2 separate regions of the Homo sapiens genome follow, and region 1 is linked to region 2. A link is a loop called in an ENCODE intact Hi-C map of the cell type or tissue named here. Cell type or tissue: OCI-LY7. All regions are shown on one strand. Links, peaks and the distances in the headings refer to the core of each region. The heading gives the core; the rest is flanking DNA.

Evidence for each region. Hi-C counts contacts between places; a loop is a spot of excess contacts. Peaks named below come from ENCODE experiments on the same cell type or tissue, not always from the same donor. Only the 100,000 strongest peaks of a DNase experiment are listed, where the experiment ranks them.
Region 1: it touches region 2 in a loop (6-fold over the local background); 2 of 110 quality-filtered maps call a loop at or near these places.

The regions. Positions count from the first base shown.
Region 1 is chr3:47,778,655-47,784,025 of GRCh38, forward strand. SMARCC1 (SWI/SNF related BAF chromatin remodeling complex subunit C1) reads right to left here and starts at 3,239. Exons shown (of 28, transcript NM_003074.4): 1 at 2,949-3,239. The coding sequence starts at 3,143. RefSeq lists silencers at 2,713-2,952, 3,133-3,352, 3,763-3,812, 3,923-3,982 and an enhancer at 3,185-3,479. In OCI-LY7, for the core only: no CTCF peak of the experiment used is centred there; DNase peaks (open chromatin) are centred at 2,017, 2,737, 3,327 and 4,347; H3K4me3 peaks cover 4,834 bases; H3K27ac peaks cover 4,327 bases.
Region 2 is chr3:48,298,307-48,303,677 of GRCh38, forward strand. It overlaps NME6 (NME/NM23 nucleoside diphosphate kinase 6), which reads right to left and starts at 3,061. Exons shown (of 6, transcript NM_001308426.2): 1 at 3,047-3,061; 2 at 121-217. The coding sequence starts at 210. RefSeq lists silencers at 2,764-2,963, 3,264-3,483 and an enhancer at 3,044-3,173. In OCI-LY7, for the core only: a CTCF peak has its summit at 2,205 (motif pointing right); DNase peaks (open chromatin) are centred at 2,185, 3,155 and 3,645; H3K4me3 peaks cover 3,097 bases; H3K27ac peaks cover 3,531 bases.

The DNA of each region.
Region 1 (5,371 bases), core at 255-5,254, 520 kb before region 2:
ATTTAAGAAAACAAAAATTTATTAGTCTCAAAATATTTCAAGTAAGAGTCAGTGTGGGCCAAGTGTGGTGGCTCACACTTGTAAGCCCTGCACTTTGGGAGGCTGAGGCAGGCAGAGAGCCCAGGAGTTCGAGACCAGCCTGGGCAACACTGCAAAACCCTGCCTCTACTGATAATACAAAAAATTAACCAGGTGTGGTGGTTCGTGCCTGTAGTCCCAGGTACTCAGGAGGCTGAGGTGGGAGAATCACCTGAGCCCAGGAGGTTGAGGCTGCAGTGTGCTATGATCTCACCACTGCACTCCAGCCTGGGCAACACAGAAAGACCCTGTCTCAAAAAAAAAAGAAAATTCCTAAATGAAGTCTCAGGTATCTTCCATTTGAAAAAGAAGGTAAATAATATCTATCATTTAGGACTGCTATGAGGACTTTAAGTGAGTTATACTTTAAGTACCCGGCACATGGTAAATGCTCAGTTGTTCACTGAATGCATGAGCTGAATGCAAGAGTTTGAGGTTGCAGTGAGCTATGATCACGCCACTGTACTCCAGCCTGGGCAACACAGAAAGACCCTGTCTCAAAAAAATAAAGTAAAATAAAAATAAATAAAAAATGACACTAACAAAATCATGTTTACTGAGACTGAAACTGTTGTCTGCTCTGAAAATGCAGTATTAAATGCACTAGAAACGGTTAGTTAAAACCAATGCGTACACCAAATAGAAATGCACTGTGTAGAAAAGAAGCAAAGAACTTTGTGATAATATTTTCACCACTTCAACGCTAACACCCAGAGACTGAAAAGATTCTGGCTGTCAGGCCTAGGGTATATACGTTTCTCAATCTCAGTAGACCCTAGAAATACACTCTGGCTTTACAAAGTCCTGAGAAGTCAAAGGTAACTTTGTCTATAAAGTCTCAGGGATAGTGAATCAACATTAGCCTAGTGGTCTCAATACTGCTGGGCAATTCCTCAAACTGCTTTGTAGCCACTTCCCTACCCACCCAAACAAATATCGAAGGATTATCCATGTCTAAAGCTTCTTGTAGTTGATCCCAAACTGATGCACACTGAACAGTGCGGAGAGGTAGAAATTACTGAAATTTGCCTTTTTCTACTCTCTTCCTTGATATTATTCAAAGGAATATGCCTGTAGATTATTTTTCTTTGTTAAAGCTTCACTGAATTTAAGACCCAAAGCATTGGCTAAAAGGAATGTAATAAAGAAGAATTAACCAATATTTTCATAACATATTCAATTCCATTAGCCACTTCTGGAAGCTCTATTACTTACATTTAAAAAGTGACCAATTTATCACTGTGTAAGAAAGGGCAATATTACTAAAAATCTACAGTCTAAATGTAATTTCAGAGGAGGAAAAGTCCAGACACCTAAAAATATAATTACTGTCTCTCACTTCCTCAAACTTCAGATAAGAAATGTAATTTTTCTAGCTGACCTTCAAAAACAAGAAAGAAAGAAATGATCATTTCTGGGTCTTTGGTTTTTTTTTGTTTTTTTTTTTTTTTTTTTTTTGGAGACAGTCTTACTTTATTACCTAGGCTGGAGTGCAATGGTGCAATCTCGGCTCACTGCAGCTTCTGCCTCCTGGGTTCAAGAGATTCTCCTGCCTCAGCCTCCCGAGTAGCTGGGATTACAGGCATGTGCTGCCACACCCGACTAATTTTGTATTTTTTGGAAAGACGGGGTTTCACCATGTTGGTCAGGCTAGTCTCGAACTCCTGACCTCAGGTGATCCACCCGCCCGGCCTTCCAAGCCGCGCCCGGCCAGAAATGGTCATTTCTGAATGTACCACGTGTAATGCCAAAGGAACCCAAGATCCCTGCCCATGCCTAATAACTGCCAAACACTGACAGGCTTCACTGAGCTGCTGAGGCCAAAAAAATAGGTTCCTAAACTAGTTTATGTTTTCATTCATTCAACAAATATTTACTAAGCAGCCACTAAGGGTAAGGCAATAAGTATCAGCCACGTTCCCGGATACACTGCAGTGAACAAAGCCCTTGCTTCAGTGCTATGATTCTCAATAGGAGAAAGTACAGAACTAAAGAGGGTGATAGGAAAACTTCAGAGGCTGGGGAGCCTTTTCGGCTACCTGCTTCATTACACCCTTTAAGGGAGTCCTCCTGAATATTTACACAAAAGGGAAGTTGGAAAAAAAAAAAACATTTGTTATAAACAAAGGATTAAGTCAAAACTTTGAAAACTACTGACTCGGCGGAACTTCCGTTCCAAAGGTAGGAGAAATCAGTAAATGAATAATTTCAAAATGTGGTAAACACTACGAAGAAAATAAAGGTGACACAAGAAAAGTGCTCTAATAAAAACTGGGTTCTTGGGGAAGGCCTCCCTTTAGAACACTTTACGTACAAGCGACCATCAACTCTCACGCCACACAGAACCAGAAGCACGATGAGGTAGAACCGTCGTTAATAGTTCTCATCCATCCTAGAATTCATATTGCCTGTTATTAATTAACGAATACAATCATCCCAGTCGTTTAGCAATTCAACAACAGGTAGCAAACCCCCTCGAGACTTTGAATACGCTCTAAACAAAACTTGAAGCTGCTTTTACCACGCTTGCTCGGTCTTTAGGGATCATTGTTCACACACCTAAGGCAGCTGACAAAAGAGAGAGAGTCACACTCGCTTAGTGGCTGAGCTCGACCTGCTCTGGCACACGAGACTGAGCAGGGGCTTTCACCATGGGTGCGTAGGCTCAGAGGAGAGAGCCCCGAACCCCAGTCAGGCCCCGGGATCGCGGGCGCCCAGAGCGGGCGGCGGGGGCGTGGCGGGCCCGGCGCCTGCCTTTGTTGTCCCTCGTGGCGTGCGGGGGGGAGGGGCGGCCCGAGGCCCGCGAGGCCAGCTGCCGCCTCCGGCCCCGGTCGCGTGGTCTCCCGGCCCCCACGGGCGCGCGAACCCACCTTCTTGTAGTGCTTGCCCAGCCAGACCCGCACCGAATCCAGCTGGGACACCGTCTCCGGGCTCTCCCAAAACTTGGTGGCCGGGCCCCCATCCTTCCGTCGATAAACAGCTAGGCCTGCGGCTGCCGCCGCAATCCCCGAGCCCGTGGCGCCTACCGCTGTCCCCGGCCCGCCGCCGCCCGCCGCTGCGGCCATCGTCGCAGCCCGTCGTCCCCACAGCCTGGCCCACCCCGGCCCTCGCGGTGTTTCCCGGTCGTTCCCGCGCGCACCCCCGCGCGCGTAGCCGCCACTGCCGCTTCCCGGCCCCGCCCAGCCAACCCTCTTCCGGCGCGGACGCCCGGCCCCGCCCCATCTGGGAACTGGCACTGTATCTGACGCGAGCCAGCGCACGCGCATGCGTAGCACTCGTGCGGCCGTGCCTTGGAATAGCACGTCCTGCGGCCTCAGCCGCCTCTTCCGCCATCCTCCGTAGGCTGCATTCTGCCCTAGTGAGCGCCGGTTTTTGAGCCTTGCTCTTCCCTCGCTACCGACGTCGAATCATTATGCGGTCAACAACCGCAGGTGGGTTATGTGTCATAGCCCGCCTCCGCTGGAGGGAAAAGGCCTGGTGCGAGAAATGCCCAAGGGAAAGCCTGTCTAGGGTATCGAGTGCTGGCCGAGGGCCCTGCACCCGGACTGGGACTGCGCCGGGCCCCGCTTTCCCTCAGGCCCTCCACCCCCAGCGGCCCGGCGGCATTTGTGAACAGCCATCTGGGACTCCCACGCCTAGGCTTTTCGGCTTCACAGACCTTCCACTCCCTCAGGGGTCCAGCCACAGCGGCTCATTCCTGCCCCAGGGGCCCTTGCACTGGCTCTTTCGAGACCTCAGCAGGTCTTCCCTTCTGATTTGCACTTACGAGACGCGTTCAGATTCACTGCTTCAAAGGACTTCAGAAAGTAGTTGTCAGATCTTAACAATCTTGAACAACTGTTCACACCCATACACTTTCTGCATAGCGCTCACCACGACCCGGCGTTTCTAGTTTCTCATTTACCTTCCACATAAATTACATGAGAACCTAATCTTAACTTGTTCACAGGTGTATCCTGAACACCTGAGACAAGGAACAGATGTACAGTAAATACTTGATGAGTTAATGAATGGCCCACATAGAAGCCGAAAATTTTTAAATTATTAACAAGGTATATTGGCCGGGTGCGGAGCACTTTGGGAGGCTGAGGCGGGAGGATCAATTGAGCCCAGGAGCTCTAGACCACCACACCCATCCCCGTCTCTACAAAAAATACAAAAATCAGCCAGCGTTGTGTTGCAAGCCTGTGGTCCTAGCCTCTTGGAGGGCTGAGGTGGGAGGATCCCTTGAGCTGGGGAGATGGAGGCTGCAGTGAGCTATAATCGCGCCACTCACTACACTTCAGCTTGGGCGACAGAGCGAAACCCTGTTTCAGAAACATAAAAAGTATGACTGGCCATAATGGAGTTGTGAACATAATGCTATATGATCGCAGAGAAGCAAGTAACTAATTGCTTGTGAGAACGTGACTAACTGCTGGTAAGTTTCTGAGATCTTTTAAAAATGAGGGTGTGTACATGTTTTCAGGATCTCCTGAGGGCTGTGTCACGGACAGTAAAATATATTAAATAAAAAAGTTAATAGAATGTGATCAAGAGGGCCAGGCGAGATAGCTCACGCCTGTAATCCCAACACTTTGGGAGGCCAAGGCAGACTGATCACGAGGTCAGGAGTTCCAGACCACCCTGGCCAACATGGTGAAACCCCGTCTCTACTAAAACTACAAAAATTGGCCAGGTGTGGTGGTGCATGCCTGTAATCCCAGCTACTCGGGAGGCTGAGGCAGGAGAATTGCTTGAACCCAGGAGGAGGTGGAGATCGCAGTGAGCTGAGATCACGCCACTGCACTCCAGCCTAGGCGACAGAGCCAAACTCGTCTGAAAAAAAAAGTTTTTAATTTGAAACTTTCTCAGATTTAACAGAAAAGTTGCAAATATAATACAAAGAACTTTTCCTGAATCATCTAAGAGTAAGTTGCTGACATAATACCCATCACTATCAAAAAGTTTAATGTGTATTTTCTACAGACAAGTATAGTCTATATATTCTCTTACATAATCACAATACAATCATTTATACCAGGAAATTAACACTGATGCCATCCCCAGACCCCATTCAGGTTTTTCCTATTGCACCATGAAGTCCTTTATAGCAAAAGTTTCCAGTTCAAAATCACACTTTGCATTTAATAAAGTTTCATCTCCTTCAATATGGAACAGTTCCTTAGTCCTTAAACCTTAACAACATTGATACCTATGAAGATTACAAGGCATTTATTTTGTAGAATGACCCTCAATTTAAGTTTGTCTGATGTTTGTATCTTTGTGTTCTTTGCATTGCATTCTATCAGGT
Region 2 (5,371 bases), core at 69-5,068:
GCTTTGCCTCCACAGCATCCAGCACAAGTCTGTGTTGTCAGTCACCATAAATGGCCCAATGGCACCTGAAGCAGTAGCAATTCCCAGGGCATGCGGTAGAGACTTAGGATTCATTCTTACCTCCAGAATCAGTGGATGGGCGACTGCGTCAGGCTTGATCAGGGCTAGAGTGAGCTGGAGAGCCTGAGGGCTTCGCAAGATTGAGGCCATCTCACTCCTGCCATTAGAGAGCTGTATTAGGAACCCTTCAGGACGGCACTCCCAGCCTTCCCTACATTGGAGCCACGCAGCCTTGCAAGCCAACGAGTGCTCTCACTCCTGACACTCATAAAGAACCTGACAGTTTCATCTTAAGGCCATATACATTATTTTAATTGCCCATTTGGGCTCATGGGATCAAGGGAGGGGAGTTGTAGAGGGAGCATTCAAGTTCCCCCGTGGAGTATACAATCTAGTGCAACTGTAAGCCTATGAGGGAATTACCCATTAAAAGAAACTCAAGTTTAAATACTACCTGTCTCTGCCAATATCCCTTCCTAACTTCCTTTTGTATTTTACAGAGGATTTACAATTTATACTCCTAAACAGCCTATCCACAAGGCCTATTCATAATGATGAATTCATCTCTTAAAATCTTCCATCCCATAGTGCTCTCCTATCAAATCTAGAATTGGAAGATTGATGGACAGCAACTGAGGTGCTACCAGGATACCAAAAAGTCTGCTGGATAAACACCATCTCTATTCTAATATTATGGAGAGATCAGGATCTCCTGTGCCCAAATCAAACCTGTTAATACACTCAGCTGTCCTCAGTGGTAACACTGAGGTCAACACACAACTCCAACATCAGGAACAAGTCATAACCATTTTGCATCTGAAACAGTGCCTGACACAAAGGTGCTTGATCAATTTTATTTACTAAATAAACCTATATAGTCTTATTTCTATTCATCTTTGTATTCCTAATGTCTAGCATGGTGTAAGAGCTCAATATTGTAGAAATGATATAATGGACATAAAAGCATTTTATAAACTGGACTAAGGGAATTTTGAGGTCTTTTCCAATTGTGAAATCCGAGTTATACGTGAGAAATTTATCACCTCTGCAGGAGTAAAGACTTTGTCTCAAAATCTTATCTCAATATTATCTCTCATTTGGCCATGTGTAGTGGCTCACACCTGTAATATCAGTACTTGAGGCCAGGAGTTTGACCTGGGCAACAAAGCAAGACCCTGACTCTACTACATATGTGTGTATGTGTGTGTGTGTATATATATATAATATATATGTGTGTATATATATAAAATCATTTGTCGACAAATACAGAGAAGGCTTCCATTAACATAGGCAGGGACAGAGTCTAGACAACATTCTCATTTATCTTATCCTAAAAACTGTCAATCATGTTAAAGGTGGTATTAGAATCTGGCCCAAGCAAAGAAACTGCCATGGTCGCTCCTATTCATGTCCTTTCTACAGCTTTCAACCTGATTTTCCACTCAAACCATAAAGCCACACCCAATCTAACCAGTACAAGATCAGCTAACCCACTCTCCCTAATGCCACAGGTGGTAACACGTCATTTTCAGCAACTGTCTACAGAGACATCCATGACACCTCCCCTCCCTCACTCTTCATATCCACACGATCACCAACTTCTGGCAATTTTCCCTACCTAATATATCTCAAAACCCATACCATTCTCCCATCCTCAACTGCTACCACCATAACTCTAAGACATCATCATTCCCCTCTGGACATCTTGACAGCCTCCTCTTTGGTCTCCCAGTTTCTGTCCTGCCAACCTCTACAATCTCCACACAGCAGCCAAAGTGAACCACACATGAAAATCTAATCATATGGTTCCCCTCCTTAACCCTTTAAAGGGCACCCTGTTCTTAGAATAAAAACCAAAATCCTTATCACGGCCTCCCAGGCTCTGCATGATCTTGTGGTTCCCCACGTACCTCTCTAGCCTCATCTGGAACCCCACACTCCTTAAGTTTCTCTAGCTCCAACCTCATGGGCCTTTCAGTTTTGAAAGAATTTCTGGCTTGACAGCCTTTGTGTGAGTAGTTTTCGCAGTCCTGAATGTGCTTTCTCTGGTTGCCTCCTGCCCACCTTAGTGATCTTAGCTCACTTCCCGTTACACTTTCTCACAGCTCCTTGCAAGTTCCCTTCAGTTCCGTCTTCACCACCAGAAGGTGTAAGCAGTACCTAGCACACAGCTGGCTCTTAACAGTATCTGAATGAACCAACGAATGCACCTCATCCAGCCATTCCAAGGCCAGGCTGCTAGGGGTTCTCGTGGCAAGAACACGCGGCCTGTAGGGAGGACATGGTTCCTTTACTAACGCAGCTAAGTTGTGGCTGTCTTGACTCTTGGTTTACAACAAACTGACAAGTCGAGAATCCTGTTAGACTTAAAGGTGACTCCATGAGAATTAAAAATTTTAGGCAGGGCGCGGTGTCTCACGCCTGTAATCCCAGCACTTTGAAAGACCGAGGCGGGCGGATCACGAAGTCAGGAGATCAAGACCATCCTGGCCAACATGGTGAAAGCCCGTCTCTACTAAAAATACAAAAAAATTAGCCAGGCATAACGGCGCGCGCCTACAGTCACAGCTACTAGGGAGGCTGAGGCAGGAGCATTACTTGAACTCTGGAGGCGGAGGCTGCAGTGAGCCGAGATCGCGCCACTGCACTCCAGCCTGGCGACAGAACCAGACTCCGTCTCCAAAACAAAAAAAAAGTAAAGCTGTCGGTACACTGCCACCCCAGCACTCGAGGGGGCCACCACTCGCTTCCTGGAGGGCGGCGGCCCAGCCCTGGTCCACCCACGCGCGGCCGGGACCTGCGCCCCTACCCCCGTGGCCACGCCCTCCAGCCCCCCGGGCTCACGGCCTCAACTCTCGACCCAGCCCCCTACTTCTCTAGGCCTGCAACCGCGCAGCCCTCACCCCTCGTACCCGGGGCCTAAGCCCACCCCAGATTCTGGGTCATTCGGAGCCCCAGTGCAGCAGAAGTCCGGCTGCGGGTTCACCTTGTCCTCCGGCACAGGGCCCGGCCACCAGGCGCCACGCTGGATAGCCTGCGGCCCTCGCAGGGTCCTTCAGGCGCTCCCTGGGCAGCCCTGCTCGGGGTCCTAGTCCGGTTGCGCCGCGGCGTGAGGTGAGGTGTGAGTTGCCCTGGAGGGTGGCGGGTTTTCCAGGCGCATGCATTTGCCGCGGACGGGACGAGAGGATGAAGCCGTTCTGGGCGCCGGAACTCGCTTGTGGGAACCGCCCCTCGGAAGCCGGCCTGGGCGCCCTCGGAAGCCGGCCTGGGCGCCCTCGGCGGGAGGGAGTGCTGGGCCGGGTGCTGGCGCAGCGCTACGCAGGGTGGCGGAACCCAGAGGACCGGACGGGCTCGTTCAGGGTGGCGGCCCGGCGGGGGCGATGCCCGCCAGCAGAGACACCGATGGAAACCTTGCCCAGTTATTTTCTTTGCCCAGGGTAGTTCCTGGAACATGGTTGATGCCCAGTATTTGTCAAAAGTACGCGGAGGGCAAAGAACTTAAGCGCTCGATAGCGAAGGCACAGGCCCTTCAAAGTCTTTTGAGCTCTGAGCGATACATTAGCATGAAGGATCGTAGCTAATATGGGGGTTGATGAAGGAGGATCCTTGGCTGGAGCCCAGGTGTGCATAGGGCATGAGGAAAGCAAGTCATAACGGCCTTTCACGTGTCATTAGGAATCTGGGCAGCAGGGTGTGGTTTGGGTTACTCTGGAGTCTATTGACGCAGCCCAGGGTGAGGAGATGAGAACTGGGGGTATTCCTGGTGTGTACTGTGATGTATGGAGAGGATGGGGACAGGGAGAATGGATCGGGGGTCAGCTGTGGCAGGTGACCAGAAACTTGGTGACAGGTTGAATAAAGATGGTTAAAAAAAAAAAAAGTGTTTTGGTTTCTTGGGTTTTTTTTTTTTTTTTTGAGGGAAATCACTGAGAATGAGAAGAATGAAAATAAACGATAACTGTCATCAATGTAAAGACTTACTTGCACATTTAACTGACTTCGGTGTCTGCCTACACAGGTGTTGCCCTCTTGGAAGGTTTATCCCCAACTCATGGCTTCTGTCCCTGCAGCAATAAGAAGCCACTTCCCAATAGTTTCCTGATACCCAGTCACCTTTGGGAACTTACGAGGAAAGTTTTTCCAGTCTCTCCGCAGACCCTTGCATCTCTTCTCTTTTTGTTTAGACCCTTGACCACCACCCCCTATTCTAATCTTAACTCCTCTGCTACTCAGTTCCAATCCTAACCCAAGCCCTAGTCCCTAAATTTATAATCCTTTAATCCTAGACCTGGTCTCTAGATCCTGAGCCCTTGATGCTTATCTTCTAACCTCCTAATCCCAACCTCAAATCCCTAAACCTCAACCCATGAATTCTGACCTGATTCTCAAACCCCAGGCCCCCAACCCTGACTCCAAAAATGACAACCCATTACTTCTCCCTACACGGAATCACTGACGGAGTTGTAGCAACTGAATCTGCAGTAGGCCAAAGGACCCAGTGAGTTAGCCAGCAAACTACTCTAAATAAAAGATATGGTGGATAACAGCAAGCCTAAACAAATCTTCCTCAAAGATGAGCAACACAAGTCCCAGTCATTATGACAATACCTCTGTATCTCAACAAAGGGGCTTAAATCAGCAAGTCATCCCAGCCCCTGAAGGAAGAGAACAGTCCTTGTAAGTTGCAAAGCTCTCAGAGGACATGGGTGGCTCAGTAAAGCCCCTGTTCTAGGACACAGCAAAAGAAGCAACACAATAACCACCATGGCCCAGCAGATGAGGGCCACAGCCAGCATCGCCACCCCTGAGTCTGCCTTCCCAGTATGATCATCAGGACTTCAGAAGTCCCAGCAAACCAGTTAAACAGAAGACAAGAACCTTATGTGAAACCAAATTCCAGACAACTGATACAGATGGCATTCCAGAATCTGCAGCATTCCAGCATGCAACAAACTGCAATAAGTGACACAGATCTCTCCCCGACAGACACCTTATGAGAAGCAAGGGGAAAAAAATGCTCCAATAAAATGGAATCCCAGAATCTCTTCACCATCCCACCCTCAAACCCCTCCCCATTGCCAGGATGCTATGGCATAAGAGGCAAAGGACAATTCACAGTAGTAATAAAAAACATTTACTAAACACTTAGAAACAGTACTGACCAGGTGCCTCATTCAATGCTACGCTTATGTGAATTCTGTATGTATACTGTACTTAGATACAATTTTTTAAAAATTGATACTGCTAAAGCCTTGCTTAGATGGAAATTTGTAGCCTAAAATACATATATTAGAAAAGAAGAAAGACTGGA